Regions from separate parts of the Mus musculus genome. Here region 2 is linked to region 1. The links are chromatin contacts, found by POLR2A ChIA-PET in ENCODE. All regions are on one chromosome and are shown on one strand. The core of a region is the stretch at or near the end of the contact, and the rest is flanking DNA. Distances in the headings are between cores, read along the strand shown. Region 1 holds the start of Rnd1 (Rho family GTPase 1). Region 2 holds the start of Arf3 (ADP-ribosylation factor 3).

Evidence for each region. ChIA-PET counts read pairs that join two places held with the same protein, here RNA polymerase II (POLR2A).
Region 2: POLR2A ChIA-PET joins it to region 1 with 20 read pairs in Patski. The contact joins the promoter of Arf3 here to the promoter of Rnd1 in region 1. POLR2A ChIA-PET finds 5 or more read pairs at or near these places in 4 of 5 experiments (Patski and embryonic stem cell).

The regions. Positions count from the first base shown.
Region 1 is chr15:98,672,767-98,680,185 of GRCm38, forward strand. Rnd1 (Rho family GTPase 1) reads right to left here and starts at 4,695. Exons shown (of 5, transcript NM_172612.3): 1 at 4,464-4,695; 2 at 3,721-3,808; 3 at 1,080-1,189. The coding sequence starts at 4,583.
Region 2 is chr15:98,759,602-98,767,020 of GRCm38, forward strand. It overlaps Arf3 (ADP-ribosylation factor 3), which reads right to left and starts at 3,517. Exons shown (of 5, transcript NM_007478.3): 1 at 3,379-3,517. It overlaps LOC115488470, which reads right to left and starts at 2,445. Exons shown (of 1, transcript XM_030248862.1): 1 at 1-2,445. The coding sequence starts at 2,311. The coding sequence ends at 1,847.

The DNA of each region.
Region 1 (7,419 bases), core at 3,445-5,944:
GTCACAGCATCTCTGCTGCACTAATTACATCATCTTCCTGCCCATGAGGCCTTTGGTGGCACCAGTGTGCTAACCCAGGATCCTGTCCCTTCAACAGCACAGTGGCCAACAGGAACACAGGGCAAGTCTCCCTCTCCCTGCCACACAGAAAGGACATGGATCTGTCTTCTTTCCCAGTCAGAAGGCAAACAAGCCCTGAATACCTGTAGCTGGGAATGAGACAATCTCTTCCTTAAGAAGCTAGGCAAGTCCCACAGCGTTTCCCGCAACGTCTCAGTGTGGGCAGATCCTGCCACTCGGAACCAGCACTTCCTCCAGCTAACTGAGCTCTGACCTGCCTGACTCAGTGGGCCTGAGGTCACAGTCCCAGAAGATGCCTCCAGTGTGTGTGCTTCCACAAACGCACACACTAGAAGGTTCTCTGGGCCTTCAGTATCGCCCACAGACTGGCCTTTAGCATAGTAGGATAGGAGAAAGGCAGAAGGCTAAGGGGAAGGAAACCCAGGTTCAACCCAGAGCCACACAGCTAATGGTAAGGCGTCAAGCAAAACAAGTCTTTCCTGGCTGAGGGACAGGAGGATTATGGGACAAGGCCCCTTCTTGTTCTTCTAGGTAGAAAGTATACATTTATCCTCTCCTCCACTCCACCCGCAATCCTGGGTGCTGAACCCAAGGCCTTGCTTATGCTAAGGAAGCACTCCCTAACTGCAAGTCATCCGGGGCTCCGTTTGATTTTTTTCTTTTTTCTTTCTTTTTTTTTTTTTTTTTTTTTTTTTGAGACAGGGTTTCTCTGTGTAGCCCTGGCTGTCCTGGAACTCACTCTGTAGACCAGGCTGGCCTCGAACTCAGAAATCTGCCTGCCTCTGCCTCCCAAGTGCTGGGATTAAAGGTGTGCACCACCACCGCCCAGCTGATTTTTTATTTGGAGACAGGGTCTCACTAAATTCTCTGATCTCGGACTGGCTCCACAGCCCAGGGTGAACTTGAACTTGCGACCCTCCTGCTTCGACACCCCTCCCCACCCCCAGGAGCTAAGCTAAGCTCATTAGCAGACACCACCACCTCCGGCTCAGCCTCACCTTCTTGAGTGCACTGTCCATGGTCTCTGGACGGCTGATGTCAAAGCACAGCAATACCGCATCTGAGTCGCTGTAGCAGAGTGGACGAACATTGTCATAGTAAGGAGAACCTGTTGTAAGGGGAGAAGAGCTGAGAGTGAGGCTGAGAGTTACCTCCTCTGCTCTGGAGGCCTAAGCCCAGGCAGGGATCCCTGGGGATTGTAATCTTTGATCCCTTCATGGCCAGCTCTGTATCAGGGCACTGAGCTATTTCATAGAAGCTTGGGACATGACCATCTGCCAGGAACCATTTCCCTTGGTCCTAAAAGCGGGGTGAGCAGAGGGTGGAGTCACTCTGACCGTGTCTGGGTTTCCTACAGTGGGTTTAAGATGTATTCATACCAGAGCATCCCAGAAGATGCTGCCAGTACCTATGGAAAGACAAGGATTTGACTCAGGTTCCCTTCACCAGAGCCTGCCTGCTGCCCAACCTCTGCTTCATTCTCCTGCTCTAGGGTCTCCCAGTGAAGAAATAGCCCTGCCTGTTACATAACTGGCTGCCCTGATTCTTTACCTCAGGGGTCAGAACTTCGGGGAGGGGGGGCATCCAGAATTTAGTGTTCTATTCCTTACCCACCCAAGTCAGCTTACACGGAAAAGAGCAAAGGGAATATGGTGGCCCCCACCCCTCAGACCTCAGGGAGGTGATCTCAAAGAGCAGAAACACCAATAGCTGCGGAGTTAGAGGCCAGAGCAAGGATCCTTGGCAGAGGGGAAGAAGGCAATTCAGACCCAGGGTCTAATGGGGTGAATGCTAGGAGCTGAGCCTGGCCCCCTCCACCCTGGGTAAGGAACAGTAGCAGATTTGGAATCCAGACAATCCGTGCTTAGAATAGCAAGCAGCCCCTCTCCCTGTACTGCAATCACCATGGAAACTGGGGGGGAATCCAAGCTGAGGTGGGGGTGTCGGTCATAAAAAAGAAGAAGTAAGGGGGAGTTGGATAGCTGCCTGCTCCTTCAGCAAGCCACCCCCATCTCTTACTGAGGTGAGGTGGGGGCTGATCTACAGCAGCACTGAGGCAGGGGAGTGCTGCGGTACTGGGGGAGGGGGAGAGGAGCGGGTCTCCATTTTGGCTCCAAGCAATCCCCCTCCCCTAAGGCCAGCAAGTGAATAACAGAAACAGGTTCAACCCCAGACCAAAGGTAGTGAGGCTCTCCACCCTACACAGTCATTTCCTCTGTCCTTACAGGGACCTAGTTTAAAACAAGGCTAACTGATTGCCTTCCAGCCTTTTGAAATGAGGGGGTGGGGTGTGACCTAGGGTAAAAAGACCATCCTGGCTGGTTTTCCTTTATCTGGGTTGGGAGTGAAGGACTGTGGGGGTGGGGGTGGGGGCATCGAGGGTGGTAATGAGGAGAGATGAGCCGCAGCAAGGTTCAGGGAGGATTGGAAGGTGGGAGGATACAGCAGGAGAAAACCCATACATCACGCAGCCACGCTGCATTCTGGTCCGATCCAGCCAGCACAGCACAGTCCAGGATAACCAGAAACCCTGCCTCCCCTTTCCTGGAACTGCAACGGGGGACCGTGGACCCGCCTGAGGAATTTTGGTTGTGGGGAGAGCGAAAGAAATATCTATCGTTTTCTGTTTTCCCATTCCTTATCCCCGGTCTTCCCAGACCTTACAGTTGGAGAAGCAGCACAGGATCCTTCACAGAAGCTGGGTGGCACATCTACCACACATGCAGGAGAACCTTGGTGCTCTCCAGCTTCCCCAGAAACTCGGGCTGAGCACGTAGAAAATATCCTTTTTGGCAAAGCATGGATTTTTCTTTTCTTTCTCACATGGCTGGCACTTACTCTTTAAGGATGTCTGAGACAGACGGTTAAAAAGAGGGGCTGGGGTAGAGAAAGTGGGAAGGGCTCAGAAGCAAAGCTGAGCTCTAAAGGGCTTGGGAGCGGAGAGTAGGGAAAGCATTGCTTTCTACATTTCCAAAAGATAGACAGGGCATCTCCAACTCACCCCAGCCCAGGGAGAAATGATAAGAACTAGACCCCCATGTGCTCAACTGGACACTAACCCAGTGTGGACATGCCCTACATTTACTGCCCCCCCCCCAAAAAAAAGCATCGATGATGCATCGCTTCATCATCGTCTCTAAGCCGCAGCCTCTGAGTTGCGGCAAGCAGACAGCTTCGGCTTGAGATGCAGGAGAGTGATATTCCCTCCAAAGCCGGCGGGGCGGGAGGGTGGCTCTCTGCCCCGCCACAGCTGCCTCCAGCAGCACCCTCCTACCTCATTTAACTTTGCTCTGGAGAACTAGAGAGAGAGGGAGAGAGGAGGGAGAGGAAGGGAGAGGAGAGAGACAGAGACAGAGGAGACGTCTGGTACTCCCGGGGAGTTCTCAGGGCTCCCTTCACCTCACCATCCAGAGGTGAACTAGACCAGAGACCCAAGTGGCACCCAGGCTTGTTCACTGCCTTCCAGGATCCTCTAAAATCATCAAAGCCCCAACCAAAGAATTTTTTACATTCTTTCCTTCGCTTTCCTGGCAAGCACCTATCTTCAAAGGTGGATTCCCAGCCCCCCCCCCCTTAAAAAAGCAGCAACTGCGGCTAGCCAATGGTGGTAGGATGGGGCATTTGGGGGTACACTCTTACCTGAGGTGTCCCAGAGACTAAGCTCCACTCTCTGTTCCTCTGTCTCCAAACAGGCTGTGTAATTCTCAAACACGGTAGGCACATAGGTCTGCGAGGAGACAGGAAACACTCACACCCCGGCAGCAGCATGCCCTCAGAACCCCACACCAAGCGTTGGCTACACATGCGCCGAGAAACACCAAAGTGTCAGATGGCGAGAAGCCAGAGGAGGGGGAGCCATTGGGGACTGTAGAGGTATTGGCCTTCGCTCCCCAGCCTGGGACAAACCCCCTACATCCTAGCTAGTCTGAGACACATACATTCGCATTTTCCTCACATCTCTAAATGTGTGTCCCATTTTTCAGAGCCACAAGCCAGTTTTAACCTCTGTCTTCTGCCCTCTAGTCCTTTGGCACAGGTGAACAGGCAAAACAGCAGAAGCCTGCGCGGGGGGGGGGGGGGGGGTTGGGGAGGGCACCCTCACAGAGCCTTATAGGAGGGGCAGGCAGGTACTGCGTCAAGAATGAAGCCCAAGCTCTCGGGAGCCTCCAGGTCTCAGGGATGAAGGCAAGTGGGAGGGGATATGATGGGTAAAGAGGTGAGGAGGAGCCGACCGGGCGGCAGAAGTGGGTCAGGTCTCTAGGGAAGCAAGACAGGGCAGTCCTCCAGCCAGAAGGCAAGGCAGGGTGGGGCGGCCTGCGGGTGGTGGAGAGCGCTGTCCCGGACAGGTGGGGGATCGACCCCGGGACGGCAGGGAAGCTCACCTCGGGATAGCAGTCTTTCGCTAGCACCTGTAACATCGCCGTCTTCCCACACTGCACGTCTCCCACCAGGACGAGCTTACACCTGACCACCACTGGCTGCGGTGCCCGTCTCTCCTTCATGGCTGCAGCCTCGGAGGGACGTGGACTCGGGTTCAGGGAGGAGGAGGTCGCGCCTCAAGTGTCCGCACTAGCACACTAGCGCGGGTTCCCTGCCTGCCTGCCTCCGACTGAGGCGGAGGCTCGTAAGGCTCCGCTATAAGTCTCAGACTGATCCAATCACAAGAGGAGGCGGACTCTGTCCAGGCCAATCCCTAAGGTGGGATCCCCTGCTGCAGCCAATAGTAGGAGACTCCGAGTCAGCGCCCTCTTCCTCCCTTCCCTTTCTGTTAAAGCTGCACGGTGGCTTCCTCTTGGAAGGGGATTCCCACGCTTTTTGTGTTGCTGTTAGGAGGTCAGGAGGGGACTGGAAGTAAAACTTAGTGATCTCTGAGTGTCTATGAGTTAGTGTCAAGACCCACAAAGAGCTATAGAATCAGGCTGTCTGTCCCAGGAAGACAGCAGGACCTGCCTAAACTATGGACAGGTGGGTGGCATCTCTCGGGGGAGAGGGTGACTCCTTAATTTTATATAGTTCCTATTCACACTGGTTCCACTTCTGGGATCTCCTAATAGAAGTCTCTGCTGCCCCTCTTTTACAGCCCGACTCCCTTCCTCAGGAATCGCCTTCCCCAAAACAAACCAAGAAAACAAAACAAGACAAACAAAAAATAACTTGACCCAGAGATAGGCAAAGAAAACAAAGGAGGGCGTCTTTCAAGTAGGAACAGGAGAGAGAAAGACCAAACAAGCTGCTTTCTGCCAGCCAGGAGCCAGCTCATGCCAGGCCTGGCAAGCAAGAGTGAAGGTGTTTTGTTCTGTGGCCTGGCTTCAGTGTCCGAGATGAATCCAGGGCAGGTCTAGTTCCAGGCTGATAGCCACGGATTCTGACGCACTGATAGTGTCACCTAGTGAGAGTCCAGCCTGGATGCCAGGGCTGGGCCTCAGGGATTAGAAATTGAAAACCAATCATTGTAGACTGAGATAAACTACAAACTGCCGCCGACTGGCCCTAGCCTGCAAGCCTCCACGGCTTCTGCAGACCCCTCTACTAGACAGAGCTATGGAAGTACACAGCTCATATAAGCCACTGGCCACCAAGGAAGTCCCGTGAGGCCTCCAGAGAATTGGGGGAGGGGCAGTTTAGGGCAAACTTGAGAACAACCTAGGGTTCCCCTTACCCTGTTCTGTTGGTTTGGTTTCTTTCTTTCATTTTATTTTATTTTATTTTATTTTTTTTAGAGAACATCACACTGGAACTTGCCGTATATAGCCCATCTTCTTGCCTCAGGCCTCAGGCCTGAAATTCAGACAGAGAACACCAGCCCTGGCTCACGGTTGTCTTGAGGTCCCTTCTCGAACAACCCCAAGCTTTGCTCATAAGCCAGTCATTGCCACCCACCCAAGACCATTTTCCCTGAAATTAATAAGCACCTTTCAAAGGCTTCACAGGCCCTATGGACAGATCTAGTAAGACAGCCAGGCCCACTATAACGGAGAATGGACGTTATCTGGGAAATGTAGTCCAGCCAGTCTCCCTCTAGTCTACTCTTATGGTTCCCAGCTTCTCTGTAGGCTCACAGGCTGGGCAGGGATCCCCTCCATCCATCCACCCATTACTTCCAGGAATGGAGTCACTGAGGGAACCAGTGGACTATCCAGCGTTTCCTTGAGTGATTATTCCCTCCTCGAGGCTCTCCAGGAGTTTCTTCACCTCATCTTTCCCGACACCTCAGCCTTCACATAAATGACAATCTCTGGAATTCTTCCCCTTTGTCCTTTCCCACCGTCCTGGTGGCTTCCCTGAGCTAAGTGTGATTTGGAAGAGTTCTAGAACAGCTGGAAGACTTGTCTGTCTCAACCTGGATGGAGTCCTTTCCCTCAGCTTGACCGCCCTCGGGATCTGCCCACCCCGACCCTCTGGCTCACCTAACACAGGTCTACAAGTGTCTATAGGGTTCCTTGTGTTCTCTTAACCCTGAATCAGGTTTCCTCCAAGAACAACATGAAAGGGTTCAGCATTCCCTCCATGTTCTTCTCTCCCAGCCTTACACACACACACACACACAGGGAGAGAGAGAGAGAGAGAGAGAGAGAGAGAGAGAGAGAGAGAGAGAGAGAGAGAATATGCTGTAATAGAAATGAAAATATAAGAAGGCAGATTAGAAGCTGCTGAGGGTGATAGGGTTGAAGGGAGACAGGGGGTGATTACAAATCCACCGAATCACACAGTCGAAACTGGGAAACTGTTATAGTATGTTCATTATATCTTCACAGAGCAAAGCTATACCCAGACAGGCATGCTTTTACTCACAGAACTTGAGAAGTACACACATACACACACACACACACACACACACACACACACCCCACCCCCCACACCCACACCCACACAGAGTTTAGTAGATAGAACACAACACTTGCCTCTAAGAATCCAGGCACAGAGCACTGGGCTCACGATCCCTAGGGCTGCTGTAAGCTGGGTATAATGGCTTATGTCTGTAACCCCAGAGCGCAGGAGGTGAGGATGGAGGATCAGGAAGGCCATCTTCAACTACTTCATGAGTTTGAGACCATCCTGGGCTACATGACAGCCTGTCTCAAAAACCAAACAGACCAGGAGTTGGAGAGATGGCTCAGTAGTTAAATAAAGGTACTTTCCACCGATCCTGATGCTCTGAGTTCGATCCCTTAGGTCTCAGTGGTGGGAGACCTGACTGTCACAACTTGTTCTCTGACCTACACTCAGGAACACGCACACACAGTAAAGCTTCTGGAATACATAGATGACTTACACTCCTAGTTCTCCGGCTTCTTCCTCCCGAATGCTGGGATCACAGGCACACGTTCCTACTGTAGC
Region 2 (7,419 bases), core at 2,267-4,766, 86 kb after region 1:
CTTTTTGTTTGCTTGTTTGTTTGTTTTTTTGAGACAGGGTTTCTCTGTGTAGCCCTGGCTGTCCTGGAACTCACTCTGTAGACCAGGCTGGCCTCGAACTCAGAAATCCACCTGCCTCTGCCTCCCGAGTGCTGGGATTAAAGGTGTGCGCCACCACGCCTGGCTCAAATCTTTAACTTCTGATCCCCCCACCTCTGATCTCCCATGAGTAGCGGCACCATACCTACTAGATATGGAACACCAGGGTTGTACTTATCAAGGAAGCACTCTGCCAACTAAGCCCCAGCCCACCATCTTCTTATAAGATTTATTTATTTATTTCAGCACATCCATGCTTTGTCTTCATGTCAGTGTACCCTGCACCTGCCTGGTGCCCAGTAAGCCAGGAGACACCGGGTCCCTGGAACTAAAGATGGTTTGGAGCCCACAGGTGGATGCTGACAAAGCAAACTTGGAGCCTTCTGTAAGAACAAATGCTCTTAACTGATGAGCCATCTCTTCAGCTTCATCCTTTTTCTTTTCTTTTTTTTTTTTTAATTAAACTATACGTGTGTGCATGCAGGTTTGGTTGGGTCTCCTGGAGCTGAGCTGCAGGTGTTGTGGCTCGGGAAGCAGGAGCTGGGAACTCAACTCCAGTCCTCTGAACAAGAGCCAACCGAGTCTAGCACTGTGCCAATTGGGAGGGGAGACGGTTCGTTATTCAAACAAGGTCTCTCCTGGCATCTGCTGGCCTCCACCTTTCAAGTACTAGGATCACATGCTGTCTTACTTGTCACACGCGGTTATGGAATGACTTTTCTTAAAAGAATCTCTTTTTCTTCTCTTTTCACATCGTTTTTGTTTGGAAGCCAGAGACTGACGATGAAAGAATCTGTCCTCTCCTTCTACCTTGTGGACCTGGGGCAGGAGTACGGAATCAGACTCAGGTCTTCAAGCTTGCTGGCAGGAGCTTTCCTCCACTGAACCAGCCAGCCAGCCCTCCAGTGGCCTTTCTAACCAACACTACTCTGGATCACCACACGCCCTTGCATCCAAGATGTTCTCGGCCCCTGCCCTGCTCCAGCTTCACCTCTCCCTGAAGCATTACGTGCTACGGCTATGAGCTGATACAGACAAGAATAAAACGTTACCACTCACGAGGCACTGAGTAAAGTCACTGTAACAACTGTCCCTTCACATAGGCCCACCCTGCTCTTCTACTAACTAGCTCTCTTTTACAGCAGCCCTGCCTGAGTGTTGGTGCCACACTACATGACGGTGGGCAGTCAGCATGTGCTGTGTGCCCTATGCAGTTCTCAGGACTTTTCACTTATCTCATTTAACTCTCACGACAGCCTACTAGGTAGCTGCTACCATGACTCTCCTTATGCAAAAGGAAAAATGAAACCTAAGTGCGAACAAGTAAGTTATCAAATGTATACAACAGGACAGCATGGGACAGCTCGGGACAGCACAGGCAGGAGGTGAGCCTGGCCCCATCTTGTCTGTCTCTACAACCCAGCTTCAATCACTGCGGCATCCCGCCTCTAAGCACACCGTTAGCCAAAGCACTGGTGTGCTCTGACTCACAGGCCTCTTGGTATCTACTTCCAAAGCTATGTGAGGAAGCAGATCCCAGTTTCTGTCAGCCACAGCCTCAACTTTAACAACCCTGGCTTTAAAGAAGTTTCTCCTTCTCATCAGTAGAGAACTCCTTCCCCTCGCTGCACTACCTCTTCCTTAAGCAGTAGCTAGAAACCTTGCGCAGTTCTATGCATTGCTATCCCGTGTTCTTACAAAAGCAAGATTCAAATCCAGCCTGTCTCAAAAAAGGAAGTAAGGGTCTGCCTCGGTTCCCAGGTCAACCTCAGCACTCCAGAGACAGCGGCAGGCAGCTGGTAGGTTGAGGCGAGCAAGGGCACTGCATCTCAAACAAACAAAGGAGTAAGGGAGGGGGAAAGGAAGGAGAGAAAGAAGGAAAACTGTGCAGGAGTGACTGTGTGACACCTGGGAGCCCTTTCCAGCTGCCTCCAAGGTCAGTGACTCCTTGTGTGAAAAGCTGAATGTAAGTGGATGGGCCTTTCTTAAAACGGCCTTTAACAATGTACTCAAGCGCAGGTCCAACATGCCAAAGGCCAACCCAATGGCCACTGCAGCACACAGTGGGGATACTATCCCCAAACAGGTCTAAGACAAAATGGCAGCAAAGACAGTTCCCTATCCCCCTGCCTGGGGTCACAGATGGAGGTATGCAGAGACTAGATTCTATCCTGTTGCAATGACTCAAGCAATCAGACTCCTGCAGCAGATCTCCTCCCAATAAAACTTTCATGCCATGGACCCAAGGGTGACCCAATGCAACAGTGGCAGAGACGGGTTTTACATTACCCGTCTCCCTAATGACCTCACTATTTTCTTCTTAGTCCTGACCACATACATAACCCTCCACTACATTCTTCCTGGCCCAGAGACCCTCTCCCCCCCCCCCAAAAAAAAAAACAAGTCTCTCCAAAGAGTTACGACTTAACTAAAGGACCCTGAGGTTTTAACAGGGAACTTCACCTCCCCACCTCCCCCTCCTTCCTTCAAAAAGGACTGGCATGCTAAGCAAAGGCTTCATTTTCTGTTCCGGGAATCCTGGTACTTCCTAGAGAAAGAAAGCGGATTGGAAGACACAAACTCAGGGCCAGTGACAAGCTGCTCCCTCCTTCGGTGACACCGCCCCCGCTCCGCCTGGGGGAGGAAGGCCCCACCTCTCTCCTCCGAGCTAGCTCAGGTCCCCCTCCCCCGTCTCCAGCCTCCTCTCCACCCTCTCCCCACCTGCTGCCCTCTTCCCAACACCCCAGAGCAGAGCGCCACCTCCGTGAGGACCGTGCGCAGCCAGCCGAGCCCCACCAGTAGGCCCTGATACTAAGCCCCGGCCCCCCACGCCTCGCGCTGGGTGAGGGAGGAGAATAACCACGGCACGGCACGGCTTTTCTTTGGTTCCCCCACAGCTCGGGCGGGGGAGGGAGAGAGAAAAGGCAGCGTTCCTCGCAGCCCTTTAAACCCAAGGAAAAGAGAGCCAAACAGCCACACCGCCCCCGCGTCCCCCTCCCACAGGTCAGCCTGCCTCCCCCTCGTCCCCAACCCTCCCAAGCTCACCTCTGCAGCCCAGGTCGCACCCTCGGGGGAGGCGGAGGACAAATCCGTGTGCGCCCCCCGCCCCCACCCCAGCTCGGCGTCCTTCGGCTGCGGGGACAGGAGTGGGGCTGGGGTCCCCAAGCTCAGCGAGGATCACCCCCCACACCAGCACCTCGCCCAGACGGTGCGAGCCGGACCGCGGCCGGGGGCCTCGGGCTCCCACCCGGACCCAGCCTCTTCCCTGCCCGGACCCGCCTTCCCTCCCCAGCTCCGAACCTGTTCCTGCTCCCTGCGCCGCGGCTGCCACCGCCGCCTCCGCCCCCGCAGGTTCCGCCCGGCTCTCCGGCCGCTGCCTCCCGCTCCGCAAGCCGACCCGACCGCGGTGAAGATGGTCCGCTGGCCCGCTCCCCGGCTCCCTCCTGCCCGCCCTCCACCTAGCACCGGAAGCCGCGACGGCGACAGGAGCTGTGCGGCGAACACCCACCCCCAGCCCGGGCTACTTCCCACCTCCACGATCGCGCGAGAAGTGCGCGGTAGCGAGCGGCAGTTCTCGCGAGACCCATCACCATGGCAGCGGCTGCAGCAAAAGCAGCCGGTGCTGAAGCTGAGCCTAGGCGGGGGCCTGTGTGGGGGCTGGAGGATCGGAAGGCACGGCGTGTAGAGGGGGCTGTGGGCACTGAGGTGAGGCTCCCGAGCAGAGCGAGCTCCGGGACCTTGCCACATCCTGGCTGCGCTGGCCACAGGGCTCGGACCAGGGAGTCTCCGGGGTTTCTTAAGCAGAGCCCATGTGGAGCATGGAGGATGAAAACGGTTGCTGTATCCTGCTCTAGTCCAGTCTTATTCCAAATAAACAGCGCATCACTCGCACCCCACCTGCTAATCCGCTCTGCTCCCTAGTTCCTAAGGATGCTTTCTCTGAGATCCTTTCCCATAAAGGAAGAGGAGAAAGAACGATGCATTCCAGATACTAGAGGAAACATCTGGATGGGGTCGTCTAGGAGGTTGAGGCTGAAAGGCAGAGGGCAGAAACTCAGAGGCGGCTCTCATGAAGTCTCTCTAGATGAGTCTGGATTTTAGTATCCCCAGGAAAGCGCACCCAGGACCCCGCCTTCCTTCCCTGACACTCATCTTTTGACATGATGGAGACACTGCCTGAGACTCTAGCCACAAGCTATGTTAGAATCTGAGCTAGAAGGGTCCTCGCCAGAAACGGGTGCTCTTACCCACTGAGCCATCTCACCAGCCCCCACTGCGTTCTTTAAATGCATCAAGTATAAGAGCTTGGTGCAGCGTTATAACTCTTCTCTCCCTCCAAAACATAGGCTGGGAACAGAATCTATCTCTTGTCACATCTGTCTCTGGTTTATACCTTTATACCAGTTTGTCTTCTCTTGTTTACCTCAAAAATTACAGGACTGGCTGGGGGCGGTGGTGGCACAAGCTTTTAATCCCAGCACTGGAGACTAGGGTGCAGAGGCAGGTGGATGTCTGTGAGTTAAAGGTCAGTCTGATTTACAGAGCAGGCTCCAGAACAGCCAGAGATGGTTAACGAAGAGATGGACAGCAAGGAACTTGCTTATAACGAAGAGAATTATATTTGTCCCCACTCAGGACTCAATGCTGTTGAGAGCCTTTGTTAAGCTCTGGTTTTTGCTCGTTTTTCCCTCCATTTATTAACTCTGTGTGTGTGTGCTTGTATGAGAGATTGCGGGTGCACTTGTGCTCTAGCAAGATGTGGAGGTTAGAGAGGACACCTTTTGGGAGTCGCTGTTCTTGACTTTTTTCCCTCGTTGGGCCAGGATCTCTGGTTTCTGCTGCTGCAGTGCACACTCTAGGCTAGCTCTGTGTGATTCTCCTGGCATCATCCCCCATCTTACTTTAGGAATGCTTTCATTACACCACAGGCATTCAGCTTTAAAATATATATATTTGTTATTGTTGTGTTTGAGACAGGGGCTCACTATGTAGCCCCACCTGGCCTGGAATTCACTTTATAGACCAAGTTGGCATTGAACTCAAATACGATCTGCCTGCCTCTGCCTCCTGAGTGCTTAGATTAAAGGTATTTGTCACACATCCAGCCAAATGGATTTATTTTTAACTGTACCTACGCACATACGTCTCTGTGTGTGAGTAGGTGCCTGTAAGTGTGGATATCTACTACAGGGAGAAAAAAATGTAACATTCTCTGGAGACAAAGTTACAAGCAGTTGTTCCACGTGGTGCTGGGAGCCAGGTCCTCTAGGCAAGAGAGGTCAGTAAGAGCCTGATCGCCCTCCACCTATTACAACAGGCTCTGGGGAACAAGCTCGGGCCAAGCTTGTCTTGCTAGTACTTTTAATGGCTGAACTATCTCCCTAGCCCATATCCTGGGTTCTTAAAGGCAAGAGACTCCCCAAAATATAGTTACTGTGCTAGGTAGTTTTATGTCAGCTGGACTCCGGTTACAGAGTCCTGCAGGAAGAGAGAACCTCAATTAAGAAAATGTCTTGCTCTATCAGCTCGGGCTGGAAGCAGGCCTGGGGGACATTTTCTTTGAGTGATAGTTTGAGAAAGCCAAGCTCACTGTAGGAGGTGTCACCCCTGGGTTGTATGTTGTATAAGAAATCAGGCTGAGCAAGCCTATGTATAAGCAGCAATCTTCCGTGGCCTCTGCTTCTGTTTCTGCCTCCAGGTTCCTACCCTGAGTTCCAACTCAGTGATGAACTATAATAAACCCTTTCTTCCTCAGGTTGCATTTGGACAGTAGGCGTGAGATGTTGCTGTCACAGACCTGACCTTGTGTTTTGGGGAGGATTGTGGTGGCATCTGAACTCTGGGCTGGGAAAGCCGTTGTGTGCTCAGAGTTCCGTGGGTTGCTGTGGGGACTTAGAAGATAATGCCAAGAGCAGTGCAGACGACAGAGGCCTGACTTGGGAAGTTACAGGGAGAAATTGGAAAGTCCCTTAAAGAGTCTAAGTCTCATATTTTGAATTAAGAGCCGCTAAAGTGCACATGTGGTGGCTCACACCTTTAATCCCAGGACTCTGGGGGGTAGAGGCAGATGGATTGCTGTGAGTTCACAGCCAGAGTGATCAACATAGTAAGTTCCAGGCCAGCCAGGGCTATATAGAGGGACCCCAGCCAATAATAATAAAAAAACAAAACAACAACAACAACAACAAAAAAAGAACAACTAAAGTGAAACTTTTACTTTACTTAATTGATACTGGACAGCTGGGGCTGAAGAATCAGCTGTGATTAAGGAAAGAGCAGTCCAGGGTGGTGGCACAGGCCTTTAATCCCAGCACTTGGGAAGCAGAGCCAGGTGGACCTCTGACTTTGAGGCCAGTCTGGTCTACTGTCACCACATGGCAAGGTCAGGGGGGGGGGGAGGAGGGGGGAGAGGAGGAGAACACAATCCAGCTGCAGCAGAGACCCAGCCTTTTGGAGATGCCAGCACCGTGGGACAACTGCCAAGGACAGAAGAAACTGTGGAATAGCGCTGCCCTGGGCCCAGGAGACAAGCTGGCAGAGTTGAGGCCACAGAGCACTTTGAGGCCCAAAGAACCATGAGGAGGCCCCAGCGCTGGCCTTTTTACCGGGCTGGACTCTGGTTTTGCTTTGCTTTGTTTGTGATTGTCCTGGTTTCTCCTTTTTGAAGCAATAACGTATGTAGCTTTTTTTTTTTTTTTTTTTTTATTTCACAGGACTCCACGCTTAAGAAACTTCAGAATTTTACAGCGATTTTGAATGTTTTAGAAAAACATTGAACTTTAAAAGAGACTTCAGGGCTGGTGAGATGGCTCAGTGGGTAAGAGCACTGGACTGCTCTTCCGAAGGTCCAGAGTTCAAATCCCAGCAACCACATGGTGGCTCACAACCATCCGTAATGAGATCTGACTCCCTCTTCTGGAGTATCTGAAGACAGCTACAGTGTACTTACATATAATCAATAAATAAATCTTAAAAAAAAAAAAGAGAGACTTCAGATGTTTCTAAAAGGACCGGGTTTCTTTATACGTTTGAATTTGTAACAAATATGGGAAACATCAGCATTGGAATGTTTTATATCATTATAACATGCCATGTTGAGGGTAACTGAGAAAGGAAAGGGTCTAGTTGAATAGTGATGTGTTTGTGTGTCATATTGACAAGAGGTCAACTGTACTGGCTAGTTGATGACAACTTGATAGAAGTTACAATCATTTGGGAAGAGGAAGCCCCAATCAAGAAATGACCTCACCAGATTGTGAGCCAACCTGCAAGGCATTTCTCTCGATTGATGATTGGCATGGAAGGGCCAAGGTCACTGTGGGCGGCACGACCTTTGAATTT